Linked DNA regions of Homo sapiens: region 2 is linked to region 1. The links are chromatin loops, found by intact Hi-C in ENCODE. Cell type or tissue: heart left ventricle. All regions are shown on one strand. Links, peaks and the distances in the headings refer to the core of each region. The heading gives the core; the rest is flanking DNA. Region 1 overlaps PLXNA4 (plexin A4). Region 2 overlaps PLXNA4 (plexin A4).

Region 1 (15,817 bases), core at 3,556-11,555:
CAGCCTGGGCTTCACATTAGAACCACCTAGGGAGCTTTTAAAACTCTGATGCTCAGGCTGCAACCTAGTCCCATTAAATCAGACACTGGAAGCGCATTTTTTTAACTTTGCCTTTTGAGATAATCGTGAATTTGCATGCAATTGCAATAAATTGTACAGAGGGGTTCCTGTACCCTTCACTCAGTTCTCCCCTCCACGTGGCATCATTTTGCATAACTATAGTACAATATCACAAATGGAAAATTGACTGGTACAACCCACCAAGCTTATCCATTCAGATTTCACCAGTTTTTTGCATTGGCGAGTGTGTATTTAGTCTTGTGCAATTTTATCACATGTGTAGATATGTGCCAGCCAAAGGTCTCTCCCTTTTTCACAGGCCCTAGAGACCTGATCTGAGATCGTGCATGTCAGGTCGCTGGAGTCCTCTTCTGGCCTGCTTGCACAGATAGCTATTTGCAGGGCTCGGGAATGAAATTGAAAATAGACCAAACAATGTGACAGTTTTCTCCTGCTATTTTTTCTTCCACGAACAGAATGTTCAGCATTATTTTTTTCTCTTTGTGCAATATTGCAAGTGAGAAATAATCTGATTGGAATGCTGGCTTATGCTGTTTATGAGCCTGCAGTCTCCCACAAGCTGTGCGCAGGGAGCTTTCCCGAGGAGGACATCTAGGGACTTGCAAGATGAAAGGTTTGGGGAGTAGCTGTGGCCACACCCAAAACGCTGGTGAGGCTAGGAAGTAAATGCGTGGTATGCATACGGATGGTACCCCTGGAGGCTTCTCTTTCCTGGGAGTGTTCTCATGTGTTTTGCCTGAAAACTATCAAGGAGTGGCCTGGCCCATTCACACAGGGCCTGGGAAAGAAGGGTGAGCGTGTCTGAGGCTGGGGTACATTATGTCACAGATTTTGTCTGCTGAATAGCTGGGAGGAGAGACGAGCACCTTGAACTACCTGCTTGATTTTGTCAAACATATGGAATTTGAGGCCTAAGATGGACTGGCTGTAGAGAACACAAGAGTCTGGGTGACAGGTAGGAGACAGGACAAAAGGATACTCTTCTGCATCCTCCTAGGGACTCCTTCCTAATCTCAACAGAGAGGACAGGAAAATATAATTGTCAGTGTCACATGGGAACTTAGAGAAAGTGGAGTCCTTTACTTCCTGGGAGACCTTAATCTGAGGATGTTAATTCCTTTTTTTAAGAAACACGTATGGATCATTCACTCTGTGCCTGGTATGAAGCTTGGTTCTGGGGCACAAAGGTAACAAATACACAGACAGACTAGGTAGGCATTTGTCTGTTTAGATGTGGATGAATTTTATTTTATTTTTTCTCCGGGGGTAGGAGGTGGACTGGCGTGGGGTAAGGGAGGAAGTTGATTATTTTGATTTATTCCAACTTACAAATGCCCAGAAGATGTAGGTATGGGACCATCTGATCACAAAGGTCACATTCCTCCCCTTTCATGCCCATGAAAGTATTCTAGATCTCGATTGGATTGTTAGTTACACAGGTGAAGGCATTTGTCAAAAACTCATCAAAGTGTGCACTGAAGATCTGCACATTTCATTGCGTGTACATCTTACCTTAAAAAAATCACACTCCAAACAGAAATGGAAAAGAAGCAGTGAAGCCCCAGTTAAGAGCAGTCTACTTTCATCAGGAATAAAACCTGATTTTGAAATTTCATCCTAACAACATTTTCAGATGCCAGAACCCACTACATTGAATATACCTGTGGCCCTGCAGCTCTGCCCTCCAAAGCACAGATGTGTGACCTTCAGCAAACTCACTGTAGCCCTGCCCAGGTGTGCCTGCTTCTGCTTCTGGAACACTCTTCCCAGACTGCACTAGGACCAGTGTGGTCCCGCCTCCCCCATGAAGCCTCTCTTGATTTCTCCAGTCAGCCGAAGTGATCTTTCCTTTTTTTGTTTCACCTGCATTGACTGCCTTAATATAACGTGACTCTTATTATTCAGAGTCTTTCATTCACATTTACTAAATAAGCCAGCACATATAAAGAGCGTGGAACAGTGCTTGGCACAAAATAAATGCTGAAGAAGTGATCATGACTATTTTTGTTGTTGCTATGTTTTATGCTTATGATCAGTCCCTCTAAGGCCTGTGTCTTTGACTGACATACAAGCTGATATGTCTTGCAGGGACTGGGTTGTGTCCCTTTGGTGACCAGTGTGATGCTGAGCCCTTGCGCCCATTTGAATCCATTTGAATCTGCAGAACTGTGTGTAAATACTCCAGGCAAACTTGAAGCCCGTGGGTGTAATAGAGACGTGACTGAGGGAAATTCTAGCAGGGACCTCTGTACTTTAATGCAGCACCAATCAGATGGCATGGGATGGGAGGGGATGCCCAGGATTCTAAAACCCTTATCCAGCCCTGTGGTTGAGAGGCCTTGAGAAAAACCTGGTGCCAGGGCCAGCTGAGGAGTGGAGGTGGCAGCCACAAAGGCCATCTTTGTGGACAGCCTTTAGAATCTCCTGTGGGTGTCCTGAGGTGGGGTAATAAGATGCCACTTGATGACAACAGCCCTCCCTTTCAAAGTGACACTTGGCAAAGGGGCATCATGACAATGACACCTGCTCATCAGCCCTGTCCACCTCGAGCTGGCGAGGGCTGGGCCACTGTGCTCATTAGGTCGGCATCTGTCCCCACCAGCCTGCCGGCAGCTGATGCTCATTAATCCTGGAGCCCTGAGCCTATTGGGCCGAAAGAGGCTGAGCTTTTAGAGCCATTTATGGCAATGGCCTCAGTGAGTGCTGCTAGATTGATTTATAATTGGGCTGAGGGGCCTCCCTGCGTCCCTGGAGCCCAGGCTCTTAAACTGGGCCAGCCCAGGAGGGTGGTTTTGGCTCACTGGCTTCATGAAAAGGAGAAACGCAGAGCTGGGGTTCCCGTCAGACCGGGCATGGACGGCATCTCCACAGAGCTGACTCCCGCACACCCAGGGCCCTCCTGGCTTGGCTGCCTTGGATGTGTGGTTCCTTGTTGCGACACGAATAGAACCTGTGATAGTGAGGACATGGGCTATTCAGGAGAGCGGGACACTCAGCAGGGTCTTCCTGGCAGGCTTTGGGATCAGTCCTCTGAAGTCACAACAGTTTCACAGGAGAATATCAATAATGAAAATGGCAGGTTATATTTATTTTCTGCTTAGCATTGATCCAAAGGTTTCAAATGGATCATCTCATTCCATGAAGCAAGAACTATTATCAGGCGTCTATGGCAGATAAGGAAACTGAGACACCAAGGGTTCCATAACTTGCTCAGGGACACACCATGCTAGAGGCACAGCGTGGCTTTGGACTAGGTGGCTTAGCTTGGGGCTTTGGTGCCTTTGCTTTCTACTGCTCCAGGCATGGGACTTGGCATTCCCAGCCTAAGCAGTGGGTCTGATGGGTTGTCAGAGATCCTGGGAGCCTCCATAGTGAGATGGCAAAGCCTGGGGTGATGGAAGAGAAGGTGACTGGCAGTCAGGAGACTGGAATTCCAATTTCCTTCCGGTTGCTAAGCAGCTGTGTGACTTTAGGTATATCACCTTTCTCCCCTGTGCCCTTCGTCAAATAGGCATACTGTCCTTAGCTATTGCTTTTAAATAAGGATATCAACCTGAAATACATATTAAAACACTGAGAAAATAATTAATAATGATGACCATGATGGCCTTTGGCCCAGTAGGAAGGCCCCCAGCATAGGTCAAGAGCTTGAAGGAGAGCATCATATTTCAGGTGGTAGAGACAGTGGGCATTTGACAGTCTAGGAGCTGCTTCATCCTTTGCCAGAATGAATCCCTGGTTCTCTCTGTTCTTGTCTTTCTGTATCCTGTGGAATTTCCTGGATTTGGGGGAAGCTGATATCTGCTCACCTCTTTGGGTCTTTTCTTTCTCCCAGCATGGGGCTCTCATGAGTGTGTGGTAAATAAAGCACCTAATCCTACCTCATTCCCCCAATTCTTCCTACTACCTGCTCTCCACTTGCCCTTGTGTCTGTTTCTCTCCTTCTGCTGGTTCACTATCATCAAAGACGCATCTCAGTATCCAAACTGTGAACCCAACTGTCTTCATTGCTGCAGGTTTCAGATTAGCTCGAGTGACGGTGGTGCTTTTTACAGCAACAGAAGCTGCTGATGCATAATTCAACAAACAATCCAGAATTGCATCAGAATCCAAATTACTCACATCAGAAGGATCTTGATGTTAAACACTGTCTCTTAAAAACCAACTTCATTCATGCTGGTTCCTGCGCTTTTATCTTCTAGTATTTGTAAAATTTTGGGGAAGGCTGAGATGCGGAGAAGGCTTTTAGCCTAAAATGGATGGCTGGGTATCCCTGCAGAGAATGCGGGTGGTGTGATGTCCCCAGCCCCCATCCCTGTGCCAGCTGTCAGAGTGGCAGGTGTCTGGGTCTGGATCTTGGGGCAGGATTTCCCTAGGCCCCAGGCAGGTGTGGGGCAGGGCCGCCCCTGGAGGCTCTATTTCCCACACCAAGGCAGGGTCTTTCCCTAAAGAAACGAGCATCCTGCTTCACTCTGGAGAGGGTGCACTGCACCGTGGTTAAGAGTGCACAGGCTTTGGGAGAAGCCTCCTGAGGTTCAAAGTCTGGCCCTGCTGGCCAGGCGCGGTGGCTCACACCTGTAATCCCAGCACACTGGGAGACTGAGGCAGGTGGATCACTTGAGGCCAAGAGTTTGAAACCAGCCTCATCTCATGGTGAAGCCCCGTCCTCTACCAAAAATACAAAAAATTAGTCGGCCATGGTTGCACACACCTGTAATCCCAGCTACTCAGGAGGCTGAGGCATGAGAATTGCTTGAACCTGGGAGGCGGAGGTTGTAGCAAACTGAGATTGTGCCACTGCACTCCATACTTGGTGATAGGGGTTGACTGTCTCAAAAACAAACAAAAAAAATAAAAAACCCAAAACCCAAGTCCAGCCCTGCCACTAATCAGTTGTTCGACCTTGGACATGCTACTTAACCTCTCTGTGGCTTAGCTTCCTTATCTATCAAGTGTGGATAAAAATAGTGCTTATCTTACAGTGCTGTTGTGAAAATTAGAGTTAATTTATATGAGTGCTACATATGTGTTGGCTATTCTTCATCTCTTTCCGAAACTTCCATAGATACCTAGGGAACCTGCAGCTCTCCCCATTCCCTTTATGAACTCCCCAATTTTCAAAGCATGGCATACTCTTCAGTATCTGTACTGAGTCTCCAGAGTCCTTTCTGCCCATCCATTGTGGGGATATCCCAGGGGGCTGGCTGAAGGCTTTCTCTTGATGTGATCACTTTGACCACAGCTCCTCATCTCTAGGGTACATTTGCCTTACCCCTACTTTTGTTCAGCTGTGTGTCCCAGGAAGTCCCCAGGCAACATCACTGTCTATCTCCAGTGAGGCTTAAAGGACCAGAAATTTATATCTCACCAAACTATGGCAGCTCTTGGGATACCAGTTGCCCATATTTTGTGAGAAAACAAAATACCCCCAAACAGTGAAAGCTTTCTGTGTCTTGAACATGTGTACAGGCATAGGTATAATGGGAGAAACTCTAATTTGGAATCAGGCTGCTAACTGGCTTCATCATTTGTTTCCCGGCCATGGGGATCCTGGTCATTCCTTCTAGAGCAAGTGGTCATGGATTGCACTTGCATCTGGACTTCTTGCTTTTTCTGGGCGGCAAAGAAAATCAAGTAATACTCTCCCCTCTCTCCAAGAGGCTAATTGAGGCTCCCAGCTTCCAGGCTGTTTGCCTATCAGAGGCTGCCTGCATGGGTGCCAGGGTTTAACTGGCTGCTGCTTCCCCCTGGTTCTGCCCAGCAGCATGTCAGGGGCCACATGGCCAGACATGAGATGCACAGGTGGGACGCACGTGCCAGCCTGCCTGCAATACTTCAAATAGGACTTTGTGCCCCCACTCAGTGCTGCATCATCAAATTTATCTGGCCGACACCCTCTCTCAGCAGGACTCTCTCTGGGGTCCCTCCCAAGGTTTCCATTGATTTCTTCCTCTCACAGGGCCTCAGACTCTAAAGAAAGTGCTTATTCATCTTGTCCCCACTCCTCATCTTCCTTTCTGCCTGAATGGTCACCAGCCAGCCCCTTGTCCTCAGCCATGCCAACTAGCCCCCATAAAACCCATGGTCCTGTCATCCTGCAACAGCCTCAAACCAGTGATTTCTAGGAGCCTGGAGGGCAGGCTGTGACTTCCACTCCAGTCCAGACCTACACCTGAATGCCTAATTGAGTGTTTCCCCCATTATTTCCAGGTGTGAAAAGTGGGTTATTTGGCCAATGGCTCCCCTAGCTGTTTATCAGCAGCTGTGGTGGCTACCCATTTGCTGTAAGGCTGCAGAGAGATGCAGCTTCACTTTCGCTGGAGTGTGCAGCCACACCTGCCCCGGAAAGGCAGGACTACATCTGCATGTGATGAGGCCCAGGATCCCTGAAGGCTGAGAATCCCCAGGGCTGGTCCCACGGCTCACCTGACTGGTGGATCAGAGCCACAGATGGCCTCAGAGAATTCTGGCGAAGCAGAGAGATTTTTTTAGTGCGGGAGGAAGGGCAGGAGCTCAGAGCAGGACTGCACATGCAGTGGGTGGACCAGCAGCTTCCTCATGACTAGAATCCCAGGGCAAGGACAGTGGGAAAAAGTGGGGAAAGGTTCTTCATAGATTCTCATGATTTCTTCCTGGGTCATTCATGGCCCTGGCCTCACATTAACTCAGTTTTAATTGCATGTTGCGTGCGATGTGACTTCTAAAAGATGGCTAATCTTAGCCCAGAGAGGTGAAGGAATTTACCCAACATCACACAGTAGGTTAACAACAGAGCAGAAGTGAAAACCCAGTTTTCCTTTCTTTTAAAGCAGTATTTGCACTTCTGACAGCTAGAATCACAGACTCAGACAACAGGGACACCTAGGGTCAGAGAGGTGAAGTGACTTGCCCAAAGTCATATAGCCTATTTGTGGCAGAGCTGGGACTAGAACCCAGGTTCCTAACTCTTAATCTAGTGTTTGTTTCACTTCTCACTCCTGATCACATTCTCTGGTCCCTTCACCTGCTCCCCTCATTAGCTAGGGAGGAGGGACCCTCCTAGGGACTGGCATCTGCTGGTGCCATCTGCACCAAATCGGCTTGGGTGTCTCGAGGGGGTAGGACAGAGGCAGCTCTACTGGCTGGGCCCCGCTTCAGAGGAAACTCGGCTCCATCCCGGCCCAGGGGCTGTATGCAAGAGCAAGCTTTGCATGAGCACAAACTGTTCCCTTCCCCCTCTCCCATGTATCCTGGGTCTTGGCCAGGGCTTGGAGAAAAAAAGAAATCTGGATGGCTGCTAGCCAGGCAAACTCCCAGGCTGTCAGAGGATTGGGGAAGGTCAGGCAGAGATGCCAGTTAATACGAAAAAAAAAAAAAAAAAGAGGGTGGGGTGCAAATTAGTGGTCTGTGTCTCAATACCACTGTGCCTGGAATCTCTAATAAGTCTTGTCGTAAGTTGGCAGAAAAGCCTGGATTGTTACACAGCCCCGCTTCTGAGTCAAGCCTGGGCTCTGCTGCCATGGTCTGAAGATGGCTTAGTGTCCTGGTGCCGCCCCGCTCTGCTAGTTTCATCCAGGCTGAACTTCAAGCCTCTAAATGTCCAGTTTCTCTCTTACATGGAATCAGGGGCCTCTTCTGTGGATTCCCACCATCCTCTCCACTTCCCTTGCCATGTCTACTTACTCTTTTGTCTCTCCTCCTAGCCTAGGAGTTTCTAGAGAGCCGGGACTATGTCTTGCTGCACTCTGCATTCTCAGTGCTTAGCACAGTGTTGTGTAGTGTCATGCTTACTAAATATTTCTCAGATGAATGAATGAATGAATGTTTAGCTAACAAAAGTAGGACTTGAGTGATGAGCTTGTTGGGAGGAAGGGTGCTCCCATGATAATCAGCCATGCCCAAATCCAGGTTCATATGTGGGGCTGTTTGCTCTTGACTCCTTAGTTTGACACCCAGGTTAAAGCCAATACAGCCTCTCTGGATCATGGGTTCTTGAGGGTACCATGATCAAGGTACCCATTCACTGCCTTAGGTGCTGGGCTGATAATCAGATGAGAGACACAGTCTGGCAGGGGAGTGGGATTTATCACCCTCTGTAGGAGCCTAGAATGGGGAGTGGGAGAGTCTTCTTGGGTGGGTGGGGCTGGGGTCAGTGGTGGTGGTGGTGGGGGGGGGTGTTGGGGGTCAATGTTGCTGATAGAGAAGGTAAGCATGAGCTAGGCCTTGGAGGATAAGTGAACATTTCCAGCGAAAAGGATGAGGAACAGCATGAGAAAATTCGGAGGAGGAAACTGACAATTGGTATAATAAAACTGTAATAGTTTTATTTGGCTGGGGCATGGGGTAGGGTGGGATGGGGTAAGGCGTGGCTGCAGAGGAAGCTGTGAAGCGCCTTCGTGCCAACCGGAGGAGGTCCTCTGCTGCAGGGCCTGGGTGCTCAGATGGACACAGGGAGGCGGCATCTCCTAGGGCTCCTGGGTTTTGTGAATGATCACGCCTGTTTTGTCTCCTGGCCAGCCTGGGGCTCAGCAGGACTCCAGTGTCTGTGTCTACTCCCTGGTTTGAGATGCCTGGACCTGCACAATGACCAGGATGGCTGTGGCTCACAGGATTGCTGTAGCCTCCAACAGCGGCCCATCCTCCCCAGGACAACCTAGGCGAGGCTGAAGCCTGGCTGTTGCCACAGTAACTGTGAAACAGGGCATACAGCAATGCGCGATGCTCAGCTCTGCGCCACACCTCACTGTAGAAGAGCACTGAGGCCAGACAGTGACTGCCAGAGCCTCTGGGGCACTCGGCTACCTGCCTGGAGCATCACCTGCCAGGGGTGAGCCTCCTGCCAGCTTGGAGTATCATGACTGTGAACCCAGGAGACCTGGGAAACTCAGGGAGTGGCAGCCCTGGAAAGATTGTGAGGACAGATTGGGAGAAACAGTGTCCGCACTTTTCAGAGAGTGAGTCTGAAAGACAGGCTGGGGCCTCCTGATAGCAGGTGCACATTTACAGACTACAAGAAGGTTAGTTAGCTTTGTTCCCTCCATGATGCCCTTCCATTCCTTCATTTCTTCATATATACTCTTGTTAATGTAATAAATATTTATCGAGGGCCCATCATGCCCTTGGCACATAGATGCTGCCCTCCAGGAACTTATGTTCTAGTAGGACAGAAATATCAATGAGTAATTCCCATGCACACCAATGTGTGCTTCTTCCAGGAATCTTTTCTTTTTTTTTTTTGAGACCAAGTTTCACTCTTGTTGCCCAGGCTGGAGTGCAATGGTGTGATCTCAGCTCACTGCAACCTCTGCCTCCCAGGGTCGAGTGATTCTCCTGCCTCAGCCTCCCAAGTAGCTTGCATTACAGGTACCTGCCACCGTGCCTGGCTAATGCTTCATATTTTTAGTAGAGATGGGGTTTCACCATGTTGGCCAGGCTGGTCTTAAACTCCTGACCTCAGGTGATCCACCTGCCTCAGCCTCCCAAAGTGCTGGGATTACAAGCGTGAGCCACCGGGCCCAGCCATTCCAGGAATCTTTTATTCATGCTCCAGAGCCTTGTGCCCTCCAAAGATTGTGGAGTCTGCCTCGGTGGCCTCCCTGGCCTCTGACTACTGGATGAACAGGACAGTGAGGACCCCGGCAGGAGACTGGTGGGATGGAAAGGATAGAGGTTGGAGATTAATTCACACTGGTTCCCCACTTTTAGCACTGCCCCCCTAACCCACTGTCCACCCCTGCTGGGTAGCCTGGGGTTGGCTGCATCCTTTACCTAAGATCACTTCTCAAAGTCATCTGCCCTACACGATTCTCCTTTCAGCTTCCAATAAACATCCCCATTCTTTGCTCCCTCAGGCTAAAGGGTTGTAAGGGTGCTTTACTTTGGCTAGCCCCAGGATCCTGCACTATCCCTTGAGGTTGCCCATTAGTTCACATGGGTGAACCAGAGAAGTAATTAGAACATATCAGCACAAGCTGTCCCCAGTAACAGAAGACAAATGCAAGGAGTTTCTACTTCTTCTTCAACATGCTTTGCCAGTCACTATGGGGGAGATCGAGTAAGGGAAGGGAAGTGGATTCCCCTAGCCCCAGTTCTCCTGCCCTGAGACTGATGCTGGGCATTGCATTTCCCATGTCACCTACCTGATGCCACCTTGCAGCATGGCCACACACACTCATGCACACACGTGCACATACCTGCTCCTGCCAGCTGCTGGTACCCTTCCGTCCTCCTGGCTGGGCACAGACTCTCCTTTCCACTAATGCTAACTGGCATTGAGGGGAAGCAGAAACTAGATTCCATCATCCCTTTGCTTTACTCGAAAGGGATGGGGCAAAAGGGAAACTCCCTAAGACTGTGATGCTGTGGTATGGGGAGAAGTAACTAGAGTTTGCCCTCTGCGTTCCTTCCCATCCACTGCCTTCTCTGCTTACCGGCTTTTGAGTCACCAGCAAAGAATTTACTGTCTTATTACAGACATCATTTTTCAACATTAGAAGCACAAAAGGAGAACAGAAAGGCCTTAGCCCAGCTCATGCCCAACCAATGTGAGGAAGTACAAGCTCCTTGGGACTTTCAAGGAGTGCAAGTGCCTGCTGAAAGGCAGGGTGGGGCTGGGTGTGTCTCAGGAAACAAGAAGGAGAGTGGTTGGTGGGCAGAAGGGGGCTGGGACTCATGGGGCAGAGAAGAAGCGGGGGCCATGATGTGGCACATCCTGGGGCTTGCTTTGCCAGACAGAGAAGTTAATGATGGCTGTGTTTTCAGTGGGGGCCTTTTCTTTTTTATTGTTATTATTTTTTATTTTTTATACTTTAAGTTCTGGGGTATATATGCAGAACGTGCAGGTTTGTTACATAGGTATACATGTGCCATGGTGGTTTGCTGCACTCATCAACCGGTCATCTACATTAGGTTTTCCCCTAACGCTATCCCTTCCCTAGCCCCCGACCCCCCGACAGGCCCCAGTGTGTGATGTTACCCTCCCTGTGTCCATGTGTTCTCATTGTTCAACTCCCACTTAGGAGTGAGAACGTGCAGTGTTTGGTTTTCTGTTCCTGTGTTAGTTTGCTGAGAATGATGGTTTCCAGCATCATCCATGTCCCTGCAATGGATAGGAACTCATCCTTTTTTATGGCTGCATAGTATTCCATGGTATGTATGGGCCACATTTTCTTTGTCCAGTCTATCATTGATGGGCATTTGGGTTAGTTCCAAGTCTTTGCTATTGTGGACAGTGCCACAGTAAACATACATATGCATGTGTCTTTATAGTAGAATTATTTATAATACTTTGGGTATATACCCAGTGATGGGATTGCTGGGTCAAATGGTATTTCTAGTTCTAGAACCTTGAGGAATCTCCACACTGTCTTTCACAATGGTTGAACTAATTTACACTCCCACCAACAGTGTAAAAGCATTCCTATTTCTCCACATCCTCTCTGGCATCTGTTGTGTCCTGACTTTTTAATTATCACCAATCTAACTGGTGTGAGATGGTATCTTACTGCCCAAAGTAAGTTATAGATTTAATGCTATCCTGATCAGGCTGCCATTGACTTTCTTCACAGAATTGGAAAAAAAACTACTTCAAATTTCTTATGGAATCAAAAAAGAGCCCACATAGCCAAGACAATCCTAAGCAGAAAGAACAAAGCTGGAGGCATCACACTACCTGACTTCAAACTATACTACAAGGCTATAGTAACAAAAACAGCATCGTACCAGTACCAAAACAGATATCTAGACCAATGGAACAGAACAGAAGCCTCAGAAACAATTCCACACATCTACAACCATCTGATCTTTGACAAACCTGACAAAAACAAGCAATAGGGAAAGGATTCCCCATTTAATAAATGGTGTTGGGAAAACTGGCTAGCCATATGCAGAAAGCTGAAACTAGATCCCTTCCTTACACCTTATACAAAAATTAACTCAAGATGGATTCAAGACTTAAATGTAAGACCTAAAACCATGAAAACCCTAGAAGAAAACCTAGGCAATACCATTCAGGACATTGGCATGGGCAAAGACTTCATGACTAAAACACCAAAAGCAATGGCAACAAAAGCCAAAATAGACAACAAATAGGATCTGATTAAACCAAAGAGCTTCTGCACAGCAAAGGAAACTATCATCAGAGTGAACAGGAACCTACAGAATGGGAGAAAATATTTGCAATCTATCCATCTGACAAAGGGCTAGTATCCAGAATCTACAAGAACTTACACAGATTTACAAGAAAAAAAACAACCCAATCAAAAAGTGGGCAAAGGATATGAACAGATACTTCTCAAAAGAAAACATTTATGCATCCAACAAACATATGAAAAAAAGCTCATCATCACTGGTCATCAGTGGGGCCCTTTTCTTTTGAGAATGTTGTCTCTTCCAGCCAGAGCTGTGTGAAGGACACGCCTCTGCTCTGAGCTGCCAGTCATGGCTTGTGGGATTCAGGCTCCTCTCATGTTATGGGACTTGCCAGAAAGAAGCCCTGCTTTGAGGAATAGAATAATGAAGGCTAATGCTTCCTAGAATCTTGTAGAATTGGAAGGGAGGGCTGGCATGAGCCCCAGGCTTGAGCTCATCCCACCCTGAATTCTACAACCCAAAGGTTGAGACAGTTTCTGTCTTATCCACCCTTGAAGCCAATGTAGTCCCAACTTAAGGCCCCAAAGCCTCTTAGGACCCCTGGGAGAAGTAATTGGGTGAAACTCTTCATACGTACTTATCCTTCAAAGAGTTTAACAGCTGGAACCCCTTAGTTGGATTGCTAAAAATACATGGTCAGGACACAGAAAAGACATTAATAAGGAGACCTTTTTTTTTCTGAACCAAAATTGTTAGTTAGGGTAGACTATTACAATACAATAATAAGTACAAAATTATCATCGTGGTGGAATATCTGGTGACTGGGACTAATATGAATGATTGACTTACAAATCATGCATTTTCTTGTTACTCTCAGGCAGGGACACAATGTGGCTGGGTGACTTTGGGCAAGATACTTAACATTGGGGGTCCTCAGTTTCCAGGGTCTCCCCAGCTCTGTGTTTTAGTGATTTGGGGCAGAAGGGGAGAGAACTCCTATGGAAGTCGGATCGAAGTGACAGTCACAGTGCAGGTGAGACAGGAATAGGGAGGACAGGTGTATGGGAGTGCTCCGAAAAGGGAACCAGGGATTGGCTGTACCCCACCTGCACCCTGAGATAGAAGTCTCTTATGAATCTGTACATATTCCTTGTGATTTCCTTTCAGCTGGACTGAGGGGGCTGTGACTACTCTCCTCACTTGTGTGCAGGTTGAATGTTTTAATTAAGATCTGGGCTGCTGGTCGGTGGGAATTGATTGAAGCTGGCCTGCAGTCCCAGACAGAAGCAGAGACATGCCGCGGGAGGGAGGTGCAGAAAGAGACCCCGGGGAGCTTCCAGCCTCTCTGGCTCTATGCTGGAGACAGAGCAGGGTTCAGAGAGCCCTTAATGGCCAAGCAGATTAGGAACATGGTTCCGGCTGAGGGCATAGAGACCTGGTGAATGATAATCAAACTTGCAGCCAGTCAACCAGCTAAGTAGACAAGATCTAAATAAACATCCTGCTGTCTCTGCGTGGGCCGCCCACAATCTCCATTACAGAATCAAGTTGTCTCCTCCAGCACCCTGACCTTGGGCTCTCTGCTTCATCCTGGTGCAATGCCCATTTCCCAATACTGGATTCATAAATGTCTCTCACCCTTTGTGCTCACTCTCCTGGGCTTCCTTTGGATCTGGCAAGTGAGTGCCGTAATTCTCTGGTGGCTTCTGAACCATAGAGTTACCTGGCGACAGATGGGCTATTCAGTTTTCTCAGCTTTTCTTCTTCATTCTTGCCAGTTACTCAACTCCCATAAAACATTTCAGCCTGCAGACCCTGCCAATTTTTACATCCCCCTCTGCTCTCCAACTTAGTTAAGGCACTTCAACGTTGAGTATCTCCTTTACTCAAAGACATCGTGAAGGTTGAGTGGAAAGAAAACATTTATAATCTATTAGCTCAGAAGCCTGGTCTATTCTAGCACATCTCAAACTTTCACATGCATACAAATTGCCTGGGAATTTTATGCAAAGGCAGATTCTTATTCAATAGGTGTGAGGTGGAGCCTGAGATTCTGCATTTCTTGCAAGTTCACAGGTAATGATGATGATCTTGGTCCTTGAACCACACATTGAGTGGCAAGGATCTAGACCAGCGCAATTCAGCATATACTCTGTGAACGAGTTGTTAGTGGCCTGTGCTGAGATAGGTACAGACATTGAGAGTGAGCATTTAGAAATGTATACAGCAACTTGATATTGATGCAACATCCCAGCACATACTCAATGCATTTGTATTTTGCAGCTTCAAGTTTCACTCTTCTAGTAATTTGTTCTTCTAGTATTTGACAAAAGTATCCATCTACAGTAGATGGGAAATTTTACAGAATGGCCCTTCAAAACAATTTGAGAAGCTCTGGCCTATAAGACATGTGATGTGCTTTGCAGTCCCCAAGATTTTCTGATGCTCTGCAGCTTGTGCACAAAAGTGTCCCGTCTTTGGGGACAACCCTGGGGAACATGATCCCTGCTGAGGCTCTCGAGCCAGGTCCCTGGAATATCCTCATCCCACCTGTTTTCCGAGCTCAATGTTTTCTTTCCACGGCAGAATGCTGGGTATTTCAGACGACGGTTTAACGTACCGGGGGTATGCCAGGAAAGGCTGACTAACGAGAGAGGCAGCCAGAGAGCCTCTGAGCATGTGGCCCCAGAGGTGTCCACCCCAAGCCTGGGCAGCCTGTTCCCTTCCCCACTAAGCATGATTTTACTCGAATGTAGTACCACCTGCCCCACTTCTGAGAAAGAAAAAGCTAGGCTGCAAAACAAGCCAGTGAGAAGGCTTCCTGCCTTGCATGCCCACAGGGGAGGGCTGGGTGTTAATGAACCCAAGTGCAGTCATAACAGGAATGAGACCAGCTGGAGCCCGCCCGTGTTTGACCAGCGGTCATTTGGCAGGATCCAGACTGCTGGGGGAGTGGTCAGAGATGCAAACACAGCCCGGTGTTCTCCCTGCAGAGGCTGTCTTTGTTGTTCTTGGACCACTGTGGGCCAGGACTGGTGGGGATGACTCTGGGGACACAGGGCTGGCAGGATTCCTTTCAAACTCATTCTTTTTCTTCCATTTCCCACCTCTGGTGCTTGTTTCAATGCTGGGCAGCTCACGGGGCCCCTCTATCAATGGACTGATTGGTTTTATATTCCCCCCTTCTGAGCTGGAGGTAATCCCTCAAAGATCGCTGCTCTATGGAACATCATGCCATCTTTACTAAATGCTAATTAAGTTTAAAAATCACAGAGAAAAGGGGCTGATATTGAATAACCATGTGTTGAATGATCTTCTTACATCCTTCGGAAATTAGCCACTTCAGCGTTCAAAAACGATGTGATTCCAGCTAGGTTCAGATTTAATTGAGTGGATAGATTTTGATTTGTGCTTATGATTTATTGAATGACCCTAAGCTGCTTTATCTTTTAATTTGTGCAAATTATTAGTGAGGGGCAAGGTTGGCCACAGGAGGACTTGTCACTGAGAATGTGTGTGTGTGTGTGCATCCATGTGTGCATGCGCACGCGTGTGTGTGCGCGCATGCACTTGCATGCTCACCTTTGGATAAAAAGTGATACTTGGTAAGATGGGGCTTTGAGGTTGTTCTTTCAGGGACATAGGTGAGGCATCCTGTCCTGATCAT
Region 2 (15,817 bases), core at 2,732-10,731, 66 kb after region 1:
TTTGAGACCAGCCTGGGCAACATAGTGAGACACCGTCTCTACAAAAAATAAAAAAATTAGCTGGGTGTGGTGGTGCATGCCTGTGGTCCCAGCTACTTGGGAGGCTATGGCAGGAGGATCATCTGAGCCTGGGAGGTTGAGGCTGCAGTGAGCTGCGACTGGGCCACTGCACTCCAGCCTAGGAAACAAAGTGAGACCCTATCTCAAAAAAAAAAAAAAAAAAAAAAAGAAAGAAAGAAAGAAAAGAAAAGAAATCTGAAATCTTATAAAGCACCAGGAGACACCTCTGTTTGAATATAATCATGAGACTTCTCTGTGCAAAAATATGACTATTTCCCCCTCCCTACAGCTTCCGTGTTTTACACTGGGCTACAGAGTTCCATTAAGGAGATTACATATAATGTAAAACAAAGAAGTTACAGATGTTATAAAATCATCACAATTATTAAACACATTTAATAAGCATAACAACAGCAGCTAAATATGTGTACAAAATGCTGCTTTGTTCAAAGGACCTTATAAACATGGAGAAGTAGGTCTTCCAGGACCCCGGAGAGGAAGGTAAGTTTTCCTGTGTAGAAAGAAGAGAGAGAAAAAATCAGCAGGGCTGGTGGTTGGAATGAGTCCCTCCCGCTCAAAAGCGTTGCTGGCAGTGTTTATAAGACAAGGCCTATGACAAAGCTTTGGAAGTGTCTTATCCCCACAGGACCCTTGGGAAGTGGGGCCCGGAGCTGATTTTCCTCACTGAAGGGGAATGATGTCTCTTTCTCAGGACTGTCTCTTGGGGTGCCCCAAGCCTTGCCTCTCATCTTTTGGCAGCCCTGCCCTCTGGTAGAAGCACCCCTCCAAACCCAGACACCTCCTGGATTGCACCCCACAGTGGCCGTGTCCCTCCAGCAGCTGAGGAGCAGGCACAATTAAGAGCACCATTGCAGCTCCCAGTGGGGCTGTCAGCAGCAGCAGGAGTCAGGGGAGGAGGCCCAGGTGCCTCCCATCACACCTCCCCTGGCACTGGCACTGGCCTAGATTACTCATGGTTGCCTGGTGCTTGTTGCTACCTTCCCACCTCCCCACCTCCCTCTTCCTCTTCCTGGCTGAAGATGCACGGGAGCTCCAGCTCAGAGCTGGGAGTAGGTGCAGCATGGAGGGGAGCTGGGAGAGCCCATTATTACTCTGCATACCTGTGCCAAATTGTCATTGGGTGGGAGTCCCTCAACAAGCCCCAGTTGTGGAGACCCCTTCCCACAAATTCCCCACTAGCCACACACAGGGATGGCCGCTGCAGGGCAACAAGTTGATGGGGAGGAGTCAGGGAGTCAGAGAGCTGCTATCCTAGTTTCCGACCACAGCATCAGAAACCAGGAATGTCCTTTGGAGTGCATCTCACCCAGTGACTTTTAAATTGCAGGGTGAGACCCATTAATGTGTCATGAAAGCAGTTTAGTGGGTTGTAAACAGCATTTTATTTTAGAGTGAGTGAGTGAGAGAGAGCAAGAAAGAGTAAGAGAGAGAGTGAGAAAGAAGGGAAAATATCAGAATTCATGTCATAGATAAGTGGAACTTTTACTTCTGTTGTCTATAAACATGGATGTCCTGTCCTTTTTTTTTTTTTTCTTTTTTTGAGACAGGGGCTTACTCTGTCACCCATGTTGGAGTACAGTGGCATGATCACAGCTCACTGCAGCCTCCAACTCCTGGGCTCAAATGATCCTTCTACTGCAGCCTCCTGAGTAGCTGGGACTACAGGCCCTCGCCCACCACACCCAGCTAAGTTTAGTTTTGTATTTTTTTTTTTTTAGAAATGGGGTCTCACTATGTTGCCCAGGCTGGTCTTGAACTGCTGGCCTCAAGCAGTCCTCCCGCCTTGGCCTCCCAAAATGCTGAGATTATAGGCATGAGCCACCACGCCCAGCCCATGGAATAATACTGGAATAAATTCTCCCAGTGAGGGATTTAGGAATCCCAGTTCCTTAGTAAGATTTTGGCCAACTTCCCATAGATGATTCCCGCCCTTCCCACTGGCTTCCCTAGCTCGCACCATCTCAGCCAGCCGGGACAAGGCTCAAGTTAAACAAGACCTGATAGAGATGTTCTTGCTTCCAAACATAGCCATGAAGACCAGTAGTCACAAAAGGACAGTGGGGGAGAAGAAGCACACTGATTTCAGAGCGGACAGGTCCCAGAAACACTATAGGAAAAGGCTGTGACCCTGGTAGTGCATTGCCCAAAGTTTCAACTGAAATGATGTCCATTCCGTGGCCTAAACATCTCAGGCTTCTTTCCACACTCGACGTGGGCACCATGGGTTCCTTCCACTCCCTTCACAGGTACAAGAAGGCAGAGGAAAGAGGCAGAATTCCAGATGGCTTCAGAATGTTCTCTTAGTGAACAATGACTTTATTGTTAATGAAATGTGAGTGTTTGAAGGGAGTTTAGAAGTCGTGTATTCAGAGCTTGCATTTTACATAGATGATATACACATTGTCCATGAAAGTTCAGTGCCTTGTCCAAGGTTGTCCAGATGCCTTATCTGAGCAGGGTCTAGGACCCAGATCTCAACACTCAAGGGCCCCTTCCACTTTCTCACAGATGCATTAATGTCTCTAGCCACAGCAGTGGCTGTAGGATGGGGAGGATGGGACCAAGAATCCCCATCCTATAGAACCCGCCCTGTACCTCACAGGGCACACTGGTTCTGCCTATCACCTCTTTCAACCATAGTGCTTGGGACAGGTGAGACAGAGGGCTGGTGCTTTGGGACCCCTGGAGAGGTGGCCTGGAAGGAAAGCCCGAGAGCAATAGCCACCATTATAATTATTATAAGAAAAATACTGTGCACTTTGAGGTTATTATTACATGCAATGGCTGAGTGAGCTGTTCACTTGGACCTAATAGAAAATTGCTCCTGACCACTCCCTATAACCACAGGATCTGGAGGAAAGCAATTGAGAGAGATGCTGTCACCTTCCCTGGGGAGTGACATGGGCAAGACTCAGACCTGATGCCCCAGGTCCCTGAGCAGCAGAGCTGTGTGTCTTGCTCCTTCCTGGGCCAGTGGCTCTGACTGGGAAGAGCAGGTGGAGGTTGCAGCACAGGCTGCAGGCCCTGATTACCCTTGGCAGAGCCAAACCCTCTGTCCTTGGCAAAGGTGAGGCTGTGTGCAGCGGTGTTTCAGCCCCTCTGCCAGCCCCAGCTGGCAAGGTTCAGGGGCCAAGGCAGGGAGATGCTCCCATATCCATCTTCCTCCTGCTCTCAGCTGAGCCCATTAGGAATGTATCTCTGCCTCCTGATTGCTCTTCTGTGCTATTAATTTGTGGTTGTATTAATTCCTGCTGTTATTATACAGCTAGGTGATGCAGAACAAAGCTGCTCATTAACATGGCCAAGGAGTTGTTGCTACTGCCAGGGTTGAGCGGCCCCTCCCCACTGTCCCATCCCACCCTCACTCTCTACTCTGTCTTGACACGAATGGAGCCTTGAACCTTGAAAAATGACTGGCAGGCTTGGAAGTCAAAGGTGACCAGGGAGGTTATAGTAAAAGGAGTAACTTTGCTTTGTTCCTGCCCTTGGTCAGCCTTCTTTATTTAGAAAAACATATTTATTATGTTTGTAAGCAGCACCTGTAACCCCTTATGACAGATGTTGCTTTTGTGATAAGTAGGGATACATGGTGCACAGGGTCACATTCACCAGGTGGCTGCCAGGGTCAGTGGTGCTGTCTGTGACCTTGGACATGTCCATCCTTGTGATTCCAGTAGATTCAAGATCAGACCCATAGCACAGCTGGGACACTCAGCCATTGACCAGCCATGTCATTTCCCTAAGAGTTCCCATTTGGGCCACTCCCCTCCTACAGCCAGATGCAGACACAGTTGGGGCCTGGGCAGGATCCCCAGTGCAATGCCCTGGCTTAGCCAACTTCTTTACATTTTCACATTTTAAAGTGTGCGGTAAAGAAGTACTCAGGACTCCTACAGGACAGAAGACAAGTTTTATTTTTAAGGCTTGAGGACCTTTTCCGCCCTTTCTCTGTTTCTGTCCCTTCTGGATCACTCACTGGTGAGCGGGTTATATTTTACTCAGTGATTACTGGAAAGGCTTGAAATCCTGATTCTGATGGTTACTCTGCCACTGTGAGCAATTGATTAGGTCACTGCTGGTGTCCCAGAGGTCTCCTGATGTAAGGTGGCCAGCACTGCGAGGGACTCTCCCTCCAGCTTCACCTTCTTCCCACCATGTCCCTACTCAGCTCCAGCCAAATTGAGCACCTCACTGCCCCCAAACAATCCAGGTCCTTCCCACCTCGGTGGCTCTGCACTGGCTGTGCCTTATACTAGTCTGTTCCCTCTCTCTTCCGTCTTCACAATGCCCACTCATTCCCTAAAAATCAGCCCAGGGAAATCTGCCCTGTGCTCCTCCCCTTGCCTCCTGCATGTCCGTGGCACTTTCTGGATTTCAGCCAGCTCTCAACACACAACGGAGAGCACGCTTCTAAAGAGTTAAGGTCTCTTAGACAGGGTACGTGGTGCTCAGGACAGCACCTGGCTTCTCTAAGCTCAAAAAATACCTGTTGCCTAATGTAGAATCCTCCCTATTATGTAACCAGAAGATCTTCATCATGGGACTCAGAATGACCAGGCCTAGGTCACCAGATAAAGATTCAGTGGCAGCAGGACAAGAACCTGGGAGCCTTCATTTCTTTTTGGGGCCCCACGAATCATCAGTATCACCAGATTTCCTGAGGGCCCCCAGAGACAAGGAGTCAACCCGTTTGTTTCCTCTTTGTTCTTCTATCCCTTCAGAATGGCTGGTGCAAAGGACTTGTGAGTTATTATTTTGATAATTTAAAAAAATCCAAAGGAGCTGGAGGCCCATGATGCAGATGAGGAAAAGCAGCTGGAATTGGCTGCCAGCTCTCAGGCAGTGCAGCCACAATTAAGGCTGGTGCTTAATCAATTCTCCCTGGTTTCTGCACAGGCAGTGTGTGACAACCACTGGACCCCTGGGGCCCTGGCAGGCACAGGGCTGAGCACCCTTGGGCAGAGTCCTGGGGGGCACAAACAGGAGGCACTCACTCTCTTCTTGTAAAATGAGGGAAACACACACATAAAGATATAAAAATTCATTCCAAGAACCAGAGACAGGGAGAGGGCGAGCATTCCCAAAAATGATGGGGAGACCCCAGAACAGCCTGGGGTGAGTGCTAAAAGGGTAAGGCTGGAGCTGGATTCAAGAGACAGATTCCACCTACAGGAAGGCATGGAGTGGGGGCATTTGGACTTGTCCTAGAGATTTATGTTATGGGCCGACAAAAAGGTGTCCTTTGGGCAGCAGTTCCCAAACTTAGGGGTGCATCCACATCACCTGCAGTGCTCCTTGAAGCACAGACGGTTGAGCTCCACCCTTAGAGGGTCTGATCCAGTAGGTCTGGAGGGAGTCCGAGAATCTGGATTTTGAAAAAGTGATGTCGATGTGCCAGAACCACGCTTTGAGAACCACAGCCTCAGATCAAGCAAACCCAGCTTCCCCAGGAACCCAGACCTTGTGAACCTGAGGCCAGATGGGACATCCTTGGTGGCTGAGTCTTGAGAAGACACCCCCTCCTCATATGCAATGGTCTCTCCCTCTCAGAGTTGCCATGAGCAGGACAGGAAATCATGCTTGTAGAGCACCTGCGGTGCAGAGGGAGTGATCAGTAGAGCACTGGGGACTCCTGGAGTGTGCATAGGTCCTTATGATCCCACCTGGTTTGCCCGGGCCTGGAAATCCTACAGGGCAGCTCCTGGGCAGAGACCAAGCCCATGCTCTCCTGCTCTGCATTCCAGTTTCGCCACCATGACGTCCTCTCTAAGGAGTGATTACCCTTTATTTCTCCAAGGCGAGGAATCTGTTGAACCTCATGGCCCTGGTCATAATTGCTCCCAGAGTCAACAGCCCAGGCCCTCTGATTCTTACATCTGATTCCACTGGAACAGAGGTGGTGGAGGTGTGGGGCAGGGGCAGGAGGCCCCCCCGCTCCTATTAGCCCCAGGCATCTTGCACAGAATGCCCTTTTTGTCCAGCCCTCCGCCAAGCCCATGTGCCTCAGTGATGTCACAGCAGAGACATGGTGGGAGGAAGACCATGGGGTGGGGGAGGGTGACACAGGCCGAGAAGATCAGAAATGCAGCTGAGAAGGTGGCTCAAAATAGCTCATGGAGAACAGGCTTCTGCTTGACAGGCTGACGAGGATGTGCCTGGAGCCAACACTCCTCTTTGAATGCTCTGTCTCCTTCTAATTATGGATCTGTCAGGAGGAAGAGAAGCCAGCGCCCGCCCGACCCAGTGACCCCTTCACTTAACGTGGAAACTCAGTCCCCATTAGCAGGGTCAGACGCCTAAAGGAAAATGGGCTGCCAGAGCGGAACGAGGAAGAGAGTTCAAAGGCAGCGCTCTGTCCATCCGGCCACCCTTTCCATGGGGACTGGAAGTTCTCTTTGCACCCTGCCGCTGGTTTCCTTCTAGATATGCAGAGGAGCTCACCTGTGTCCCCACACAGGGCGGCTCTCCCTGTTCTCAGGGACCAGTGGGAAGGACTGGAACCTTCTCCTCATCCAGTGATGGGGGAGGAGGCTGGTGGAGGGAGGACTTGCTGAAAATCTCTCTGCTGCTGAGACTGGCTTTGTGTCCCTTCTTCATACACAGGGCACAATGGACCGTGTGCTCTGCTCTGTTTTAGAGATTTGTTAACTCACATATGAATAATTTTATGAGAGGATTTCAATTTGGTATACTTTGATGAATAAATCATGCGGGATCCAGATGTGACCTTCCTCACACAGTGTTCACCTCTGTGTCCGAGAACCCAGGGCATAGCAGAACCTTGATGCATATTTTGCATGGGTGTCCGACCTTGGTGTTATAAGGGTGACAAATGAAATTCAGTCAGAGAGGACCTAGCTTTCCAGGCAGACAAGTTATATATGGATCTTATTCTGGAAGAACCTGCCACTTCAGAAGGTTTGTGGGTAGGGGTGAGAATGGGAGACTCCATATGTTATATGATTTTATAATAAGCAATTATGACCTTCCCTGAACCTTCAAGTAAAAGTTTATCTTAAAAAATCTATATATTTAATCTTAATTTTCATGACTAACTTATTTCTCAGTACTTCTGACCCTTAGATTGCAACCTACCCCTGGAAATGTCAAATTATGGGATGCTCCAGGCATGAGCAGACCCAAGGGACCATCTTTGAATGGTGCACTTAGAGCCTGGGGTTGCAAAGCTGCCCACCTTCCCTCCCTCCCTTTCTTTTTTCTTTTTTTTTTGCCTTCCTTTTCTCCCTCTTTCCTTTCCCATCTCTCACTCTCTCCTTTTCCTTCCACATTTCTTTCTCCCTCCTTTCTTCCTACCCTCCCTCCTTTCTTCTCTCCCTCCCTCCTTTCTTCTCTCCCTCCCTCTTTTCTTCCTTCCTCTCTTCCCTCTTTTTCTTCCTTCCCTCCCTCCTTCGCTTCCTTCCTTTCTCACTGTTTCTCCTTTCCTTCTTCCCTCTCTCCCTTTCTTCCCTCCCTCCCTCCCTCTTCCTTTCCCCATTCCCTTCCTGCCACAACACTTACTGAGTACCAGCTCTGAGCCAGGCACTGGGCACAGACACTGTGGGGAGTGAAACAGACATGATTCCTGCCTTTAGGGAGTTTCTAGTTTCTATGGGGGAAACACACACTAAATAAACAGCTATAACTTCAGGTTGTGTTATATAAAAAAAGATAACACTGGGTGAGGGCACAGAGATGTGTTAGAGGAATGGGAACCATCAGCACTCGGAGTCAGGGAAGCCTCTCCAAGATGCCATGGGGGTGCAAGGCCGCGGGAAGCGAGGGCCAGCCTTGTGAGGTTCTCCGAGAGAGCATCCAAGCGGGCAGAGCAGCCCTGATGCAGGGGCTGGCAGAGGAGGCACAGTGGGAAGGCAAGGGGAAGGACGGGAAATGAGCAGGGGCAAGAGTAGGACAGAGAGGGGGCCAGACCATGCAGGCCACGGGAGCACCAAGGGCCACCATTCGAGGGCATCAGAGCATCTGATTCCACATGGATTCTACCAAAACCCAGGAACAGTAGGATGGTGTGTATGTGTGTGTTCATTTATTTACATACATAAAGAGGTTTGTTGTAAAGAATTGTCTCATAGGACTATGGAGGCTGGGAAGTTCCCTCATCTGGAGTTGGCAAGGTGAGGAGCCAGGGAGGTCAATGGTGTGAGTTCCAGCCTGAGTCCAAGTTCAAAGGCAGAAGAAGACCAATGTCCCTACTGGAAGACAGGCAGGCAGAGACAGGGAATTCTCCCTTCCTCCACCTTTTTGTTCTATTCGGGCCCTCAGTAGATTGGTAGAGACCCCCCCTCACTGGGAAGGCAGTCTGATGCACTACTCCAACCACTCAAACATGCATTTCATCTGAAAGACCTTCACAGGTGCACTCAGAATAAAGTTTAGCCAGCTGTCTGGGCACCCTGCAGCCCAGTCAGGTTGACACGTAGGATTAAGGATCATACAAGGTCTGGACAGTGGGTAGGAAGGGCTACTGTGTCCTGGCTTTCAGCTGTGTTGGAATCCGCTGCCTGCTGTAAGATCCATGCCCACCCTTGCCTTTACACGTCTCCCTGTAGTGCCAAGAGTGACCCACTGGGCTTACGTGTGTCAGTTTCCTAGGGCTGCTGTAATAAAACACTGTAAACTGGGTGGCCTGGGGCATTAGGAGTTTATTCTCTCACAGTCCTGGAGGCTAGAAGTCTGAAATTAAGGTGTCAGCAGGGCCACACTCCTTGAGGCTCTGTGTAGAACCCTTCCTTGCCTCTCCTTTGTGCTGGTAGTGGCCAGCCATCCTTGCCTGGCAGCTTCATTGCTCCAGTGTCTGCCTCCATCGGCCACATGGCATTTTCCTCTTCTTTTAAGGACACCAGTAATATGGTGTAGACTCCACCCTAATCAATTCCTCTTATCTTGATTATTTCTGCAAATATTCTATTTCCAAGTAAAGTCACATTCACAGGTACTGGGGCTTAGGATCTCAGCATATCTATTCAGGGGACACAGTTCAACCCATAACAACTGTTTTTCTGAGATGCCCTTGGGTGCTAGAGACTTGTCCAGAGGGGCCCTGATTATTCAAATGGCAAGAATTCTACTCTTGCTTTTCAGCTATCAACAAACTCACTAAATGTAGATGGCCCCGTATCCAGAAGCTTCTTCAATGCTCTGAGGCAACCTCGTTCACACCCCAGGTCCAGAGAAACTGTTAGGCACCCTAGAAGCCACTTGAACAGTTGGGTGGTAAAATTTGAGCCACAGAATGAGGGTTTCTTTCTTTTTCTGAACTAAGCTAAAAGTTACCCAGAAGAATAAACCAGTATGAGGAGCCCGGAGGTGAAGGCAGGTGGGGGCAGGTGTCTGATGCGTTACAGGAGTGTTGTGAAAGTTTGTCAGCCAGAGGATGCTGCCAAAATTCCATCTGGAGAAGAGGAGGCTGCTCTCCTCTGTTTTGTGCTTTTCAGGGGGCTTGTGTTCTTGATTTTAATCTTTGTGGATTCTGCTTTCTATAACCCATCACCCAACACTCAGATACCTTTCCAGTCACCTGCAATGCTTATACTGTATTTTGTCGAAATTCAGTTATCACCCCATTTCTGATGTCCCTACCTTTCTGCAGCATCCAGAGAATCCTTCTAGGCTAAACTCTGGCCTCAGGCATCGCTCCCATTCACCCTAGGGAAAGGATGTTTAATCTGCAAAATTACTTTAAACTTACCTGAAGGGGCTCTCCAATGCTTAGCCTTTTTAATAGCCGACCCTCATTCCCTTCCCAATGCAAAGAAGAGGGAGATTTATTCTGGCTGGTTTATCCCAAATAAATCTTGGGTATCTCAGTTTTACATTTTAACGAGAAACAAGCACTTTATAATAGCCATTCAGATTAAACTCCAACATACTCTCAAACCATTAACCTGAAGGAACTGTAACGATAAATTAAACATATTAATGAAGCTGTATTACAAGCTCAAAATTTGTTAGGTAAATTGTAGCATTATTAACAACCAACTTATCACAATCTATCATTGGGGGGAAAATGAACTGAAACAGTGATTACATGACATGCAAACTCTGTCACAATAAGTAAACACAAAATATTTATTACTAGGAAATGCAAATCTGCTGGGACATTTTCATGTGAGTGTCAAACCGGCAGATCTTTTAAATTTTTCTCTTTTTTCCTCTCCCATTCTCCCTTCACTCCTGTCTGCTTTCTCTTCCTCTTCCCTTCTCATTCATTCCCTTCACTTTCTTGGAAGGATCTTGGCATCCGGTTTTGGGTTCACTGGTCAACATCCTTGTCTGCAGTTCTCTGCTAAGTTTTTAGATAGAGCCTAATTTTTGTAAATAGGATAAATTGCTCCAGGGCCCTCCTTACCCATTGTTCGCCTGTCTCTGATGATCCCTGCCTAGCTCGGTATGGTCCAGGACCATCTCCATCCTTAGGCCTATTTTGTGATGATTTGTAGCCAAATTAGTTTGCACCTCATGTAGAATTGCATCATTTCTGCTTGGAGAAACCACAGAGATATGAGGCCCTCACTTCCAGACGAGGAAGCTGAGGCACAGAGGGTGGTGTATCTTTCCTGCAGCCACCCAGATATTTAAACAGTGAGAAAAATCAAACCTGCAAGTCTCCTCCACATGACAGATCTGTATATTATATCACAGGTTTCTCAATCTTGGGTTCAGATTGTTTTGCAGAACCCAGAAGCATGGCTATAGTCTAAGGACAGTCGACATTATAGTGGCCTGGAAGTGGAACATTCACCCATGGCCTGGGAGAGTCGTGTCAGAAGACTCCCTGGCATGGTGACACCTTGCACAGCAGAGCCGTGGAGCAGGAGGAAGATCTAGCAGACCTATTTTGGAGGGAGAGTGCCTAGAATTGTCCTGAGAGATTTTAGGTGGACCCAGGTCAGGCCTCCTGGGTTGGGGTTTTGTTGTTGAAGGCTTTGCTTTTACCACTTTCTCTTAGGCTTTGGAGGTAATAATGCCTAACTCCTCAGATCACTCGAAGGATTAGATGAGATGATGCAAGTACACTCTACTTTGTAAAATGAAAACCTAATGGACTGTGTAGCCTCATGGCTGTTACTGCTAGCACTTCAACACACCCATGTCTCTCAATCCTTCGGTTTCCTGTGCCCACCAGGGCATCTGTCTGTTGAGTTTCATGAATCATCTGCTGGCACCCAGCAATGCACATGTACAGGTGATTTAAGGCCTGGTGGTGGGGAGAGGGCAAAAGGGAAGACAGGCTGGACAAGGTGAACTCGTGGGGATCACAGTTCAGTGGTCACCTGAGTTATGAGTCTCTCCCCCAACGGATCTTTTCCCTCTGTGAATTTCCATTATGTCACCCAGTGTATTTCATCTGTGCTAAAGGAGAATACACTGATACAAATGTGCACCACCCCTCCCCAACCCTTGTATTTCTGATGTTAAGGCCTCTCTGGCTTATATTGCCTAGAGGGGACCCAGTGAGATAGTGGATCAGCTGTCCTGTTTAAAATCTGAACAGATCTCTTAAGTCACAGGAAGCCGAACCCCAGAACAGTGGTATCCAAACCTGGTTTTGTGACATCCCTTTCTTCCTGAGCATCTCTGGTTGTTTCAAAGAGTGACCCAATGATCTCCTAAATTTCCAAAGCAAAATAAGTCACAATAGTTTAAAAATACATACAGCACGGGAGGTGCTTAAGAGGAGATGAGTGTCTCCAACTAAATGAGTGATAGTGACGGAGCAACTCACCTATGTGGCCAGGTGCTTTTTGGGGTTTGAAACTAGAGAATGGTCCTGAGAGGTTGAAATTGCACCAGGATGTTTAGCCATGCTACCTTCTTGCTGTGTGGGATAAAGAATGGAGCCACAGCCTCTTAAAACCTGATGTGACATCTAGGAGACAGAAATGAAAAAGGCAACCCTTCTGGCCAGGCACGGTGGCTCACGCCTGTAATCCCAGCACTTTGGGAGGCCGAGGCGGGTGGATCACTTGAGGCCAGGAGTTCAAGACCAGCCTGGCTAGCATGGTGAAACCCTGTCTCTACCAAAAATACAAAAAATTAGCCAGACATGGTGGCACATGCCTGTAATCTCAGCTACTTGGGAGGCAGAGGCACAAGAATCGCTTGAACCCAAGAGCAGAGACTGCAGTGAGCCGAGTTTGCACCATTGCACTCCAGCCTGAGTGACAGAGTGAGACTCTGTTAAAAAAAAAAAAAAAAAAGCCCTTTTAGGGAAATTGAACTCTAGCCTTGGTCTACCTGGTTTCCAGACCCAATGGAAAGTGTGTCTCAGACCCGAGTGCCTGCATGCAAAGATTTCCAGATTTCTCTGGCACATTCCTTTTCCAACCTTTTCACTTACCATGTTTATTTTTACTGTTTGTTTTTTTCTCACTGCTATTCTACTATAATTGTGCCCAATTTGGTGATTGGGACAAAAAAGGCACGGAAACTGGGTTGTAGCTTGCCCAGATACTCTGCTAATTTCTACCTTCTTCTGGGGGTGGAGTTTAGGACTTCCTATGCCCCCTCCGCCCCACCCAGGCTTCCCTCCTCCCCAGAAACTTGAAACTCTCCTGGGAGGGTGGCCACCCGCATACAGGCTCCCCAATATATGCACCTTGGCCCTCTCCAAAGGGCCTCCTTTTTGCCCCTCCCCACCCTCAACCACAGACACATCTTTAAAACCTTGTCTTGAATGTTCACCAGACTCTAACATGTGTCCACGTGTCCCCCGGGGCTCCCTCCTGCCTGGCTGTCTGCCTCCTGCAGGTCTGTCTGCTTATGTGCACCGACACGGCAAACACACATGGTGCACCAACATTTCAGCCCAGTGTTGCTTTGAACAAGGCCTTCCAGGGGATCAGAAATGTGGACAGCAGATGTCAGAGGTGACCCACCGTCTGCTGTTTATGGGAGTTGCTCATTCCCTGGGTCAGGGAATGTGTACAGAGACTGTCACAGCCAGCGCAATGAGCATCCAAGAGGTTGTCACTGGTATCTCCCTGGGAACTGGACCACGATTTAAAAAAAAAAAAAAAGCTTGCCTAGAACACAGACACGCTAGGGTAACTGTAGATCTTACATTCACACACATCCTGGGCTTGACATCCTTGCCTTCAGCAGCTTGGCAGACAGAAAAATAACAGTTTGTTTTCTGTGTGATCAGAGTTAACTTAACCAACCCCTGCCAAGCTCTTCTCTTTGTCAGGAGAAAGAGTCAGAGGGAAGTGAGGGCATGCAAGTAAGCGCGAGGGGGTGGCGGACGGAGAGCCAGGTGAGGAGAGGCAGCCGGAGAAAAACAGTGCTGGGAAGCTGGCCGGTGAGTGTGGAGCCAGGTGATGTGCCAGGCATCTGACAGCCGTCAAGGAAGGGCAGCTGGCAAGGGATTGCCAGGAACCGGAGGGCAGAAAAACAGGGAGATTTGGGGCAACAAACGACATAGTCAGTGGCTGGAACTTGCTGGGGATGCCCTTGTGAGCCCTGCCGCGGGAGCAGTCATTCTCAAAATTTAGGATGCATCCAGACCACCTGTAGAACTTATTAAATACAGATTGCTGGCTTCAGCCCTGGAGTTTCTGATTCTGTAGGTCTGCGCAAGGCTAGAGATTTGGCATTTCTAACAAGTTCCCGGATGCTGCTGGTCAGGAGCCCAAACTCTGAGAACCACTGCACTCAGGGAAGCCCAAAGCTGACTTGCTTTAACCTCTTCCAATATGGCATCCACCAAGAGCAAAAGCTTTATTCATGGGAAAGGTCATTCAGTGCTTGGAGAAGCACGGAGACTCTGCTCTCCTCTCTCCAGGCAGGAGGTAAGAAGTGAAAGCAGAATCTTTGGTTCGTGGGGTGTTGCAGGTTGAACTGTATCTCCCCAAAGGGAAAGCTGAAGTCCCAACTTCTGATACTTGTGCATGTGACCTTTTTGTAAATAGGGTCTTTGGAGATCTAATCAAGTTAGGATGAAGGATGGGCTTTAATCCAGTGACTGGTGACTTCATGAGAGAAAAGAATGGGAAATTTAGACAGAGAGACCCGGGCCATGTGAAGACAAAGGCAGAGATTGGAGTGATGCTGCCACAAGCCAAGGAACAGCAAGCACTGCCAGCAGTCACTGGAGGTGGGAAGAGGCAATGAAGGATTCAGCCCTACCGGCCCCTTGATTCCAGACTTCTAATCTCCAGAGCTGTGACAGAATACATTTCTGTTGTTTTATGACACCCAGTTTGTGGTCACCTGTTATGGCACCCCCGGCAAATGAATACACTGGGTTTTCAGAGTTTGTTTGTGTTGCCATCTTAAAAGCGCCCAGTATGACCACTGTGGGTAGGTCTTGTGTCATGCTGACTTTCAAGGGAGATGCCTGTCCTCTGCACATGTCTGTAGGTGCAGCTCCAGGTTGCTTGACTGTGGAGATGTTCACCAGGGCAGTCCAACTCAGGTGTCTGAGAAGGCAGGGGTGGAGAACATGGGAGAGGTGGGGAAGCATGGCACTGCCCTGCAGAACTCCAGCAGAGCCCTTTGACTGGGAAGGAAGCAAGTGGAGAGCATAGGAGAGGTGGGGAAGCATGGTACTGCCGTGCACGGCTCCAGCAAAGCCCCATGGCTGGGAAGGCAGGGTAAGGCACTGTGCATTTCAGGAACTTACACGGAATAAAAGAAAGGTTAGGATGACAGGGAGGCAGTGTGAGAAAACCTGCTTCTGGAGCAGGAAGTCCGGTGATCTCAGAGCACCAGGAAATTAGCATAAGGAAACAGCAAAATTGTCCGTTAAGAATGCAGAGCCAAAACTTCATGGTAGAGGAGTGCAGCGGCAATGTGTTTGGAGAGTAGGAAACAGGTGGAGAGAATTATAAATTACAAGGAACCCTGAGAACAGATCTAGAGTAGGAAACAGGTGGAGAGAATTATAATTTACAAGGAACCCTGAGAACAGACCTAGAGTAGGAAACAGGTGGAGAGAATTATAATTTACAAGGAACCCTGAGAACAGATCTAGGATGAAGCCCTCATCACAGCACCTGGAATATGCTAGTTTTCTATTTCTCAATTTGGAGTTCCCTGGGGACTGCATGGGAATCACCAGTAGCACTTACTCAAAATGCACGTTCCTGGGCTCCACCTCAGCCATGCTGCGTGAGAGTCTCAGTGGACAGGGCCTGGGAAGCTGCATTTTCACAAGCTCTGCAGGGGTTTTATGCTAAGTCTGAAAACCATGCTGCATGTGCTTAGGAAACGTTAGTAGGTTTCCCCCTTTCTAGATTAGATTAGGGGAAATAGAGAAGAATGGAAGAGAGGAGAGGAGGTTTCAGAAGGGCCTTTGGATGGCTCTCCTCCATATCGCCTTGCCCAGGACCTCTATGTGGGCCACCTTGGGGTGCGTGTGGACATGCCTTCCCTTCCACGGTTGGACCAGTCCTGACAAGCGCTGCGGGGCCAGGCGTCACAGGACTGGAGTCACCCGACTGTCGCAGCACTGCCACCTGCTGGCTGCAGGAGAAAATGCAGAATTCAACAGAGAGTCCACACTTGTTAAAGACCAGCTTCAGAAACACACAGGCAGAGACCCGCGCACACACATACCTACATATACACCACAGAACAGAGCCCCTCCGACCCTGGCTAGACCACAGCAGCATCTGTGATTTTGCCTGTGTAACAACTACAGATGGGTTCGATTTCTCCCTTCAGGGGACAGATGAGATTGGAGTGGGGGAGAAGAATTAAAAAAAAAAAAAAAAAAAAA

Evidence for each region. Hi-C counts contacts between places; a loop is a spot of excess contacts. Peaks named below come from ENCODE experiments on the same cell type or tissue, not always from the same donor. Only the 100,000 strongest peaks of a DNase experiment are listed, where the experiment ranks them.
Region 2: a loop joins it to region 1, with 2.4 times the contacts of the local background. A loop is called at or near these places in 23 of 110 quality-filtered maps.

Annotation. Positions count from the first base shown.
Region 1 is chr7:132,385,609-132,401,425 of GRCh38, reverse strand. The region is part of intron 3 of PLXNA4 (plexin A4); the gene reads left to right. Among named protein-coding and RNA genes, the nearest start is that of PLXNA4-AS1, 41 kb to the right of the region's middle. In heart left ventricle, for the core only: a CTCF peak has its summit at 6,945; a DNase peak (open chromatin) is centred at 8,690.
Region 2 is chr7:132,318,664-132,334,480 of GRCh38, reverse strand. All of the region lies in intron 3 of PLXNA4 (plexin A4), which reads left to right. Among named protein-coding and RNA genes, the nearest start is that of PLXNA4-AS1, 26 kb to the left of the region's middle. In heart left ventricle, for the core only: no CTCF peak of the experiment used is centred there; a DNase peak (open chromatin) is centred at 6,294; H3K27ac peaks cover 978 bases.